Linked DNA regions of Homo sapiens: region 1 is linked to region 2. A link is a loop called in an ENCODE intact Hi-C map of the cell type or tissue named here. Cell type or tissue: PC-3. All regions are shown on one strand.

Region 1 (5,000 bases), 140 kb after region 2:
TAAGGTCGATGTTCAGATTTCTCAAGTTTTTCATACAATGACATTTATTTGACTGTATCTTTTATTTTCTTAACAAATTACAATGGATAAAAATACATGATCTTGCTTTATGTGTGGTTTTACATGATATGGTGGCACATGTTGGAATTAAATTTTATGAACGAGCTGGAAGAGGCACATTCTTCCATGAGGAGAAAAGTCATGTTAGTGTAAACATTACATATTGAAGTGGTGTATACTGTCATCTACTATACTTATTCAGAGCTTGCTGATGTGATGAAAAATTCAGTTTCTTTTCAATTATTTGTTTTTGCATCACAAGCATTCTCTTGAAGGAGAGCAAAATCTCTGAACAATCACACTCTCATATTTACTATGTTGTAATCCAAATATACATCTGGGTATGAATTGTTGAAATGAGTAGCAGTCAATCACATACAATGACTCATTTTTAAAATGGGTTTTTTATGTGATTATAGTAAACAATAATATATTGTATAGTTTCAGATAGCTAGAAGGAAGATATTGAATGTTCCCAACACAAAGAAATCATAAATGTTTGAGATAATGGAGATGCTAATTATGCTGGTTGGATCACTATACATTATACATATCAAGACACCACTATGTACATCATAAATGTGTATAATTAATATGTCAGCTAAAAATAAAATAAAATAAATGGGTAACTTTATATCCAGCATCATGAACTTTGATGACCTGGAGGTTTTATGTGTGTTAGTAGGAATGCGATCAGGTGGATATTTCAGGCTTATGTCATTAGAGGAATAGTAACAAAAGAGAGCTATAACCTCCTTGGGGTCATAGGATTTATGTGCAGAGACCAGCAGGCTGTTTCCTCATTGTGCTGTAGTTTTTTATATATGAAAGTTAGAGGAAAAGTATTTCAATTATATACAAAATGCACTACTCAGAAACTATGAAGATGGAGGCTAAGTTTTTTTTTTTTCAACCAGACAAGGGGAGTTAAAATATATACAATCCTGAAAAAAGTCTAGATAAACCAAGAAATAGTAATGAAGGAGGAAAGTAACAAGATTATAAGCACTGTAAAACATTAAATTGTTAGCTTACATTTTCTACTAGTTTTATTTCTTTTACTAAGTGTAATATTTGGAAATTACAAGAAATATCTGCTGGCAGCTTTTACCTTTCCTAAGCAGTTTTCATTGTGATCCAGTTGGTTTACAAAACTGAGTTGGCAAAATAATGGAACTGAAATTAAGAAAATACTTTGACAAATGCTCACCAGCTAGTTCAGAGGTTGCCAATTGGCAAGATATACACAGCTTAATGGAATCCCATTAAAAATGGACACGTTGACATTGTTATGATTTTTGTTTGTTTTTAAAATTTCGTTTTAGGTTCAGGGGCACATGTGCAGGTTTGTTATATAGGTAAACTCATGTCACTGGGGGTTCTTGTACAGATTACTTTGTCACCCAGCTACTAAACCTAGTACCCATTAGTTAATTTTATTTGCTCTTTGTCTTCCTCCCACCCTCCACCCTAAGGTAGGCCCCTGTGTCTGTTGTTCTTCTCTTTGTGTCCAGGTGTTCTCATCATTTATCTCCCACTTATAAGTGAGGGGTTTTGTTCTTGCATTAGTTTGCTAAGGATAATAGCCTCCAGCTCCATCCAAATGAACTATAAGACCTAAAAAGTTTCAAGTAACTCTAAAATATCCAGAACTTCCTGATTCAATAGCTGAACCATGACTTCTGAGTTGCAACAGAGACAATTCCATAAACTCAAGGTAACTACATGGAAATACAATGGAGACATTATGAAAAACAGGGCCAGAATAACTCAGTCAGTATTATTTCTTTAGAATAATAATTTCAGAAAAAGGAAAATGAGTGTGATCAATCAGCTGAAAATTGCTCTTTTCCATCAGGAGGTCACTGTGTATGCTAAGTGTGAAGAATTCTTAACTGCTGCTATTCAGGTGATTCATTTTCAACCTCACATCTGTTTGTTCTGAGCTTCAATTGTTATAAATGATGTAAGTATAATGCTATCTTGGATCCTGAGTAACCTGAGGAAGTTCATGGAAATACTGATGAATAACACATGAGGAAAAAAAAATGCGGTGAAGCACTTTGTGACTTTTTCCTAACCTGTTATAATTTCCTGGAAGACAGGGATTGCACTGTTTTCTTCATTCTGAGTATATTGCCAACTGGTTTATCCTAATGATTCTATACAGTATCAAAAAAGAGAAAATACAATGAGAAATAGATAAAACATGCTTTTTCAACAGTTGTCATATTTTATTTTAAAAATCACCTTGCATATCATTACTCTTGCATGCCGCCTTCCCATGCAATATAGTCTGTGTAAAAAGATCTTGATACAGAAAACAATGCCCCAAATGACTGTAGAGCAAAGGAAAAATAGAAGAAAATAAAGAATGAAATGACTGAAATAAAATGATAGAAACAACACTCAAAAAAATGAGGGAAATTTTCATGAGAGTTAAATATGAGAAAAAATGAACAGTGGCGAAACAAGACTACACATAATTCTATGTAATATTTTGGTATTCACATATTAAATTTTAAGGTGAATATATGTTTATACACATACATATTATATACTGCCAGAGACAAAGAGAAGGAATTATTTTTAAATTGGAAATTGAAATACTTAAATCTCCTAATTTGGAATAAATCAAGATTTATTTCAGAATGAGACAAACTTCTACAACAAAGGCAGTCAACACAGATTTTGCCTCACTTGCAGATTTTCATTTCATCTACCATTTTTACTTTAAATTTTACAAAGCAAAAAGCATACATTTTCCAAGATGAGCTTGTTGCATGCCAGCTGTATATGTTTTGTATTACAGTAGATATGGAAGGATTGGGTGTCTTGGATTTAGAAAATCTTCCAGCGTGCACTCCTAATCTTAATTAGTTACCTGCTACACTTGCTTATTTCTACACTATCTCATGTCTTTTCCAGTCTGTTGCCTTATAGTGACAAGCAGTGATACTACATGCCTGCCCAGGGCTTTACTTGTCAAATTGAAGTCACAGAAAGCATAGCACCTTGTTTTGGATGGAGCTGGATAAGATAAATCTTGTTTTTCTCTTCTTTCTGTTAACAGCTAGCTTCTTTTGGGGGAAAAAAAAGCCTTTTTTTTTTTTTCAAACTGAATACATAAAATCTGTAAAGTTGCAACTACAGACAGTTAGCTTGCAAAGGCTAAAGCCAAATAAATTACTGAACTGTGGTGGTTTAACAGTATTTTAAAGACACAGGGATTCTTTTTCCCCCTTTTATTGAATTTAGGTCAAAGAAAGATAAAGTTAAACTATAGTGCTACTGGGAGAAGAAGGACTCGTGGCTGTAAGCGGTTTGTGGTTTTGTCACTATGCTAACCTTAACAATCTATGTTACAATAATAGCTTCCTCAAAATGAACATCTGTTGCTTGGTTAAGCATTATTATAATGATGAGGTAAATATATCATTCACAAGTGAAAATCCTGGTAGTATATAATACATATGTAGCTATTTCTATATTATACAATAGTATAAAATATTAATTTAATTTTGTAATACTTGCCTCTGTTATGTTTTGATATGATATATAGTGTGGAGTTTTCACTTTAGGTTTCTGTGCCCTGTGCTTAAAACTGAGATGAGAATGTTGGCAATGAGATGCATTTTATAGCTCATGTATCATATTTATGCATATTATCTTAATTGTAGCAATAAAGCTAGCCTAAGACTGTGATTGGGACTACAAATCAGAGAGATTGTCCAAGTTATCACAGTTCCAAAGTGAGAGATATTTAGCAAGAACAAGGTAGTGAAAATCTTTTCCTTCTCCACATTGTTGTCTCTAAATCAAACTCTAGTATTGTTCAGTTCATTATTAATTATTCTCATTTTTTTCTAATCTACTTTTGGAAATATATGCATTTCCAGTTGACCAGGGTGTTTAGGTGGTCTAGGTATTTAGTTGACTAGCCCAGTTGACTCGGCAGTTGCCTAGGTTATTTATCTGGGAACTACATTTTTGTGGTGTTAGAGACCACCAGTCTAGGAAGGATTTAGTTTAATAAAAGAGTTTAATTTGCATTCAAATATACATTTATACATAATTTTAATTATGGGAAGATACTACTTAATACTCACTAAGTAATAGCCATGTATTTGGCAAAGAAGTACAGCTATGAACATAAAAGGATGACTGCTGCAATCATAGAGCAATAAAGTATAGGTAAATATATATAATGAACAAAAATATTTTTTCTTGTTATTATAATAAATTGCAAGATACTATAAGAGCATAGAAAAGATGTCTGACTGTAGGATATATGTAATCCTAATATATATTATATAGTATAATATATATATATATCTGTAGAAATTGAGGCACAGTAAATTTAAGTAACTTGTTCAGGGTCTCAAATAAAGTACGTGGCACTGTTAAGTTTCAGACCCACTAAGTCTATACACTAAACTCATATGCTTCACTGTCATATTGAATTTTCTGTTTGATCTTAATATCCTTAGTGAAATAGACTATATTCGTATGTTGTATCATTCTAGAGTCTCTTGAAAAATTTTCAAACAGTAACCAATAAACATTTACGCTATTTGTTAGACTCAGAGCCCTCCTTAAAATATGCAGAAGGCAAACTTAATACATGCAAGATGATTTTACAAAATCTAGATTCAGTTGTTTTTGAAGTTGATAATATGATGCTTCCATGTTTCCTAAGGAGTCTATCATAGCAGTACTTTTTAATGTGATTACAATTAATTCATTATAATGAGCAATCCAAAATTAAGTAATTGTGCTTTCAAAGAAATAGCATTACTCAAAAATCTCTAAATTTTAGATAAGCTATGTAATCACCTATTTAAGAATCAAATAACAAGTACCATCAAAATTATCCCAATAACCCCAATAAGAATCTTGTCCTAAACACTCCACTAAAGTACAAGAATAATGGATCAGAG
Region 2 (5,000 bases):
GATAAGACTTGAGAAGACTTGAGTTTTCACTACTGACTGACCTCTAGTTTCAGTGTAACCACTGTTAGGTGTTGGAGATGTGTCTTGGCACAAGGCCAATCTGCAAAGACTGGAAGAAGACACTTATCTTGCACAACATATAAAAAGTCAACTAAAATTTAATCAACAACCTAAATATAAGTGTAAACGATAAAATTCTCAGAAGAAAACAGAAAATCCTTGTGATCTTGCTTTGACAATGGATTCTTACAAAGGGCATCAAAAGCATGAATAACAAAGGAAAACGATAGATTAGAATTCATCAAAATAAAAAAGTGCATCAATGGACATTATTAACAAAATGAAAAGACAACCTACCGAATGTGAGAAAATATTGGAAATTATATACCTGAGAGTGGTCTAGTATTCAGAATCTAAAAAGGACACTTATCAACAACAAAATGACAAGCCAATTTTAAAATAGGTAAGGACTTAGACAGACACATCTTTAAAGATATGCAAATGTTCAATGAACTCATGAAAAGATGCTCTGCATCATTAGTCATTAGGCAACTGCAAACCAAAAGTACAGTGAAATACCATTTCCCACCCACTGGAAACTAACAAGTCTAGGCAGGAATGTGGAGAAGAAATTGGAATGCTGATCATTGTTAGTGGGAATGTAAAATAGGTCAGCCTCTGTGGAAAATAATTTGGTGATTCCTCAAAAAACTACCATGTTCCCAGCAATTCCATGACTAGGTACACACACAAAATAATTGAAAACAGATATTCAAACAGAATCTTGAATATGAATGTTCATAGCAGCACTATTGAAAACTGACAAAAGTGGAAACAACACAAACGTCCATGAATGGATGAAAGGATAAACAAATTGTGGTACATACACACAACAGAACATTATTTACCCATAAAAAGGAATGACAGTGATACATACTAAAATGTGGATATCCCTTAAAATTACTATGCTAAATGAAACAAACCAGACATTAGAGATGACATTTTCTATGATTCTGTTTACATAAAATATCCAGAATAGATACATCCATAAAGACAAAACACAGATTGGGAGTTGCCAGGTAATAGAGGAAGGGAAAACAGGGAGTGACTTTATAATAAATACAGGGTTTTATTTTGGAGTGATGAACACATTTTGGAACTAGATAGAGGTGGTTCTACAACAGTACGATATTATTATTGTACGAAATGCCACTTACTTGTTCAGTTTAAAAGGTTAAATTTACATTACTGATTTTTACATTAAGTTTTAACTTACAGACCTTGGTAAAATTGTATCCTGTCCTAGGCCGGGCGTGGTGGCTCACGCCTGTAATCCCAGGACTTTGGGAGGCTGAGGTGGGTGGATCACGAGGTCAAGAGATCCAGACCATCCTGGCCAACATGGTGAAACCCCGTCTCTACTGAAAATACAAAAATTAGCTGGGTGTGGTGGCGCGTGCCTGTAGTCCCAGCTATTTGGGAGGCTGAGGCAGGAGAATTGCTTGAACCTGGGAGGTGGAGGTTGCGGTGAGCTGAGATCGCGCCACTACACTCCAGCCTGGGCGACAGAGCGAGACTCCGTCTCAAAAAATAAAATAAAATAAAGTAAAACACAGAAGTAATAAAATTAATTTTAAAATGTCTTTAACTCAGGTTCTTATTATATAATGTTTTCGGGGAACATTATTTGAATTTTAAAAAGCTGAAATGACCTAACCAGAATATCATTCTCTTCTGATGAAGATATTTATGTAGTTTCCTATGTGTGTGACTACAAGGTATCTGCTGTAATCAAATCATCATTGATGGGAATGATATGCTGAATCAGTGTTGCAGTAATAATTGAAGTGCTATTTCTACTTCTTATAAATCATAATAGAGAAAATGGAGTCATACTTTTCATATGCACATGGGAAAAAAGATCATGGTTTGTCAGAACCTATGCTAAATGAAATTTTACTGAAATAGATTTCACACCCATTAAAGCTAGGGAGCATGTCAAATCATTCTGGACACATGTGCTGCTATACTTACATTAGTTTGAAATGTTTTGAGACTAGAACAAACAAAAAACTACCACTCTGTCACCTCCTGATTATGATAATTACATTACAAAACAAAGATCTCATTTGTCATCCTAATTAGTTGTAGGAAAAAATGAAGTTATGTCATTTGATGAAAATCTATGCCAAAATGTTCTGTGAAATTTAGTATTATTCTCAATTTGCAGGCACATAAAATGTTATCATTGCCATTATGATGTTTCTCATACTCTAAGTTGTCAAAAATTTTGCTTTGTTATAAGATAAAACAGATAGATCAACTTAAAAATGTATCTTGATGTTATCGAACCATTATTTCAAACACTTAACTTGGATAGAGGACCTAAAAACCTCTGAGTTCAAGGTCATCACAGAGTCAAGAATCCAGAGCAGCTGAAAATTGAATCAAAGCTAAACACTTTGCAAGAAGCGTGGTGAATGTTGTCTAGAGGAATTAAACTGAAAATGATATTTGCTGTAGTTTCTTTTATGAGGTGAATAGGCAGTAAAGTATTTGGGGAATGCTGCTGGTAAAAGGTATGAAGGACCACGGTCTTCTCTTAGGCTACCCTTTAGGTGCCTAGAATTTCCCAGGTTCTCCTAGTAGAAAGTCCTGGCATACTGTGGATTATTTTTTAGGGGTTGGGTTTTGGTTCACAGATGTTTATCTGCTGTTCTCATTCTCTTTATGACAATGTTAGTCTTGCTTTTATATATTTTCAGTTCTTTGCCACTATATCCTCCATATCACAATGACAGGAAAGCTTGAGGAAGACAGGGCAAACCTGCGTAGACAGCAGTAATAGGAGTCATAATGTTGTACATTTGGTTACCTTCTTATTTATTAAAGCCCTGAAAGGCAAGATGATTATGCCTAATAGGAATCTAGAGGTTAGCAAGAATGATGACTTGGGATTTTTCAGTCCCTTTCAATGCAAATAAGCAATGCAAAGTTATAAAATGGGAAAGGGTAGAGATGAGTGAGTGGGTGCAGCCTCTGGAATGAACATAGTTTTTTATGGAGATGAGTCAATATATGATGGTCAATCAGCTTTCAAAGAATGAGGAATCATTTAAGTCCTCAGAGTAATAAGCTTTTTGCCATCCATATGACTAAACAGATGGAGGAGTAATGCTTTATGTCACCTATTTCTTACTGCCTCATTTGATTAACTGAAGGCCTGGCAATGGGTAGAATTGAGGACTGCGATCGGAACATGCTCAAAGATAAACCAGAAGACAGATTCAATTCAGACTTATCTCTTGTTACCCATTGTCTATTCTTGTGTATGTATGTGTATATATATATATAATTTTGCTCCTTGATAAAAGGAACATATAACACATCGCTATTGGAGTTTACTCTAAAGATCATCTATTGATCAGCCATAGCATGAGAATGGATCATGGGGTAGGGAAATAACAACAACAGAAAACATTTCTGCTATTTAATTGTATGGCTAGGGGAGAAATGTAATGAAATGATATAATGATGATTAAAACTGGAAGATATTAAGAGCTGAAAAATTGCCTGCAAGATATGTAGTATGAAAACATGTCCTAGTGTCAGTGCATTCTTTCTAGTCACTAGTCATCTGAATGGTAACTCAACAGGTGGATCGATATATTGCTTGATTTAAGGAAATAATGATTTAGTTAAAAGGGACACAGAAGCATTAATTCCAATGTGGCCCAACTATAAAATACATTCATTGACTTTGGAGAAGACATAGATCTCATCATGGGCTCCCTCAGTCCCACACATAAATATTTTGCATTTTGATATTTCAATTAAATCATCAGGCTTAACAGAGTGACTGTTTCCCCACTTAGTGTGGCTAAAATGTTCCTTTGTGATTAGATAAGTATATTTACTGTTCTGACACATCATATATTAACATTATATCTTCTAAGGGAAGATAGAGGGTATCTTTTGAGAGATAAAGTAGAAGTTCTGCATTTCATTCCTTTGAATTGGAAAAAGTTGGGTTAAGTTCTCATCCCTCAACCAAAAACTACTACCAAGGAGTTACATTATTTGATTAGCTTAATTCACGTAGCGGATGGGGGCAAGTTTGGTGCTATCAAATTTTATGGCTGAGGATAGGAGGGTACCAATGGGGAAACAAAGGGTAGAAGGAAAGGAAAATGTATTGGTGCCTCTTAAAAGAGCACAAGAGCTAATCTAAAGTACTCCCCATATCTGAAACAATTTTACCAACCTTAGAATTAATAATAGATAGTGTTAGATTATTACCCAGATAATAAAATAAATTTCCATGACTCCATACTGGTAGAAATAATAAATGAATAATATAAATGAAGAGAAGGCACAATTTTTAGAAAATAATTCCAATTAATAAATATATAAAGAATAAAGGGAATATAAAATCACCATTAGAACTCTATAGCAATATTTCCTGCAGGCAAGAATCAACATTGTGCAATAAAACAGTGAGCATAAGTTAGAGAAAAAAGGGAATATGTGCATCTTCTCAAAACATCTCCACCCAAATAGATATTTTTAAATTACTGATATGGTTTGGCTGTGTTCCCACCCAAATCTCATCTTGAACTGTAGGTCCCACAATTCCCATATGCTGTGGGAGGAACCTGGTGGAAGTTAATTGATCATGGGGGTGGGTCTTTCCCATGCTGTTCTCATGATAGTGAATTGGTCTCACAAGATCCAATGGTTTTATAAAGGGGCATTTCCCTACACAAGCTCTCTCCTCTTGTCTGCCACCATGTGAGATGTATTTTCACCTTCCACCATAATAGTGATGCCTCCCCAGCCCTGTGGAACTGTGAGTCCATTAAACCTTTTTCTTTTGTAAGAAGCCCAGTCTTGGGTATGTCTTTATCAGCAGCATGAAAATGGACTAATACAATTACCAAGAGAATAGTAGTTACAATATGATGGAGAAAGCTGACACTCAACATCTCAACTGAGTGATC

The links. A loop is a pair of places that touch in the nucleus more often than their neighbours do. Peaks named below come from ENCODE experiments on the same cell type or tissue, not always from the same donor. Only the 100,000 strongest peaks of a DNase experiment are listed, where the experiment ranks them.
Region 1: it touches region 2 in a loop (5-fold over the local background); 2 of 110 quality-filtered maps call a loop at or near these places.

Annotation. Positions count from the first base shown.
Region 1 is chr1:194,224,389-194,229,388 of GRCh38, reverse strand. The region is part of intron 2 of LOC107985242 (a long non-coding RNA gene); the gene reads left to right. Among named protein-coding and RNA genes, the nearest start is that of LINC01031, 920 kb to the right of the region's middle. In PC-3, no CTCF peak of the experiment used is centred here; no DNase peak of the experiment used is centred here; H3K27ac peaks cover 672 bases.
Region 2 is chr1:194,364,876-194,369,875 of GRCh38, reverse strand. No RefSeq gene overlaps it. Among named protein-coding and RNA genes, the nearest start is that of LINC01031, 1.1 Mb to the right of the region's middle. In PC-3, no CTCF peak of the experiment used is centred here; a DNase peak (open chromatin) is centred at 2,995; H3K27ac peaks cover 1,085 bases.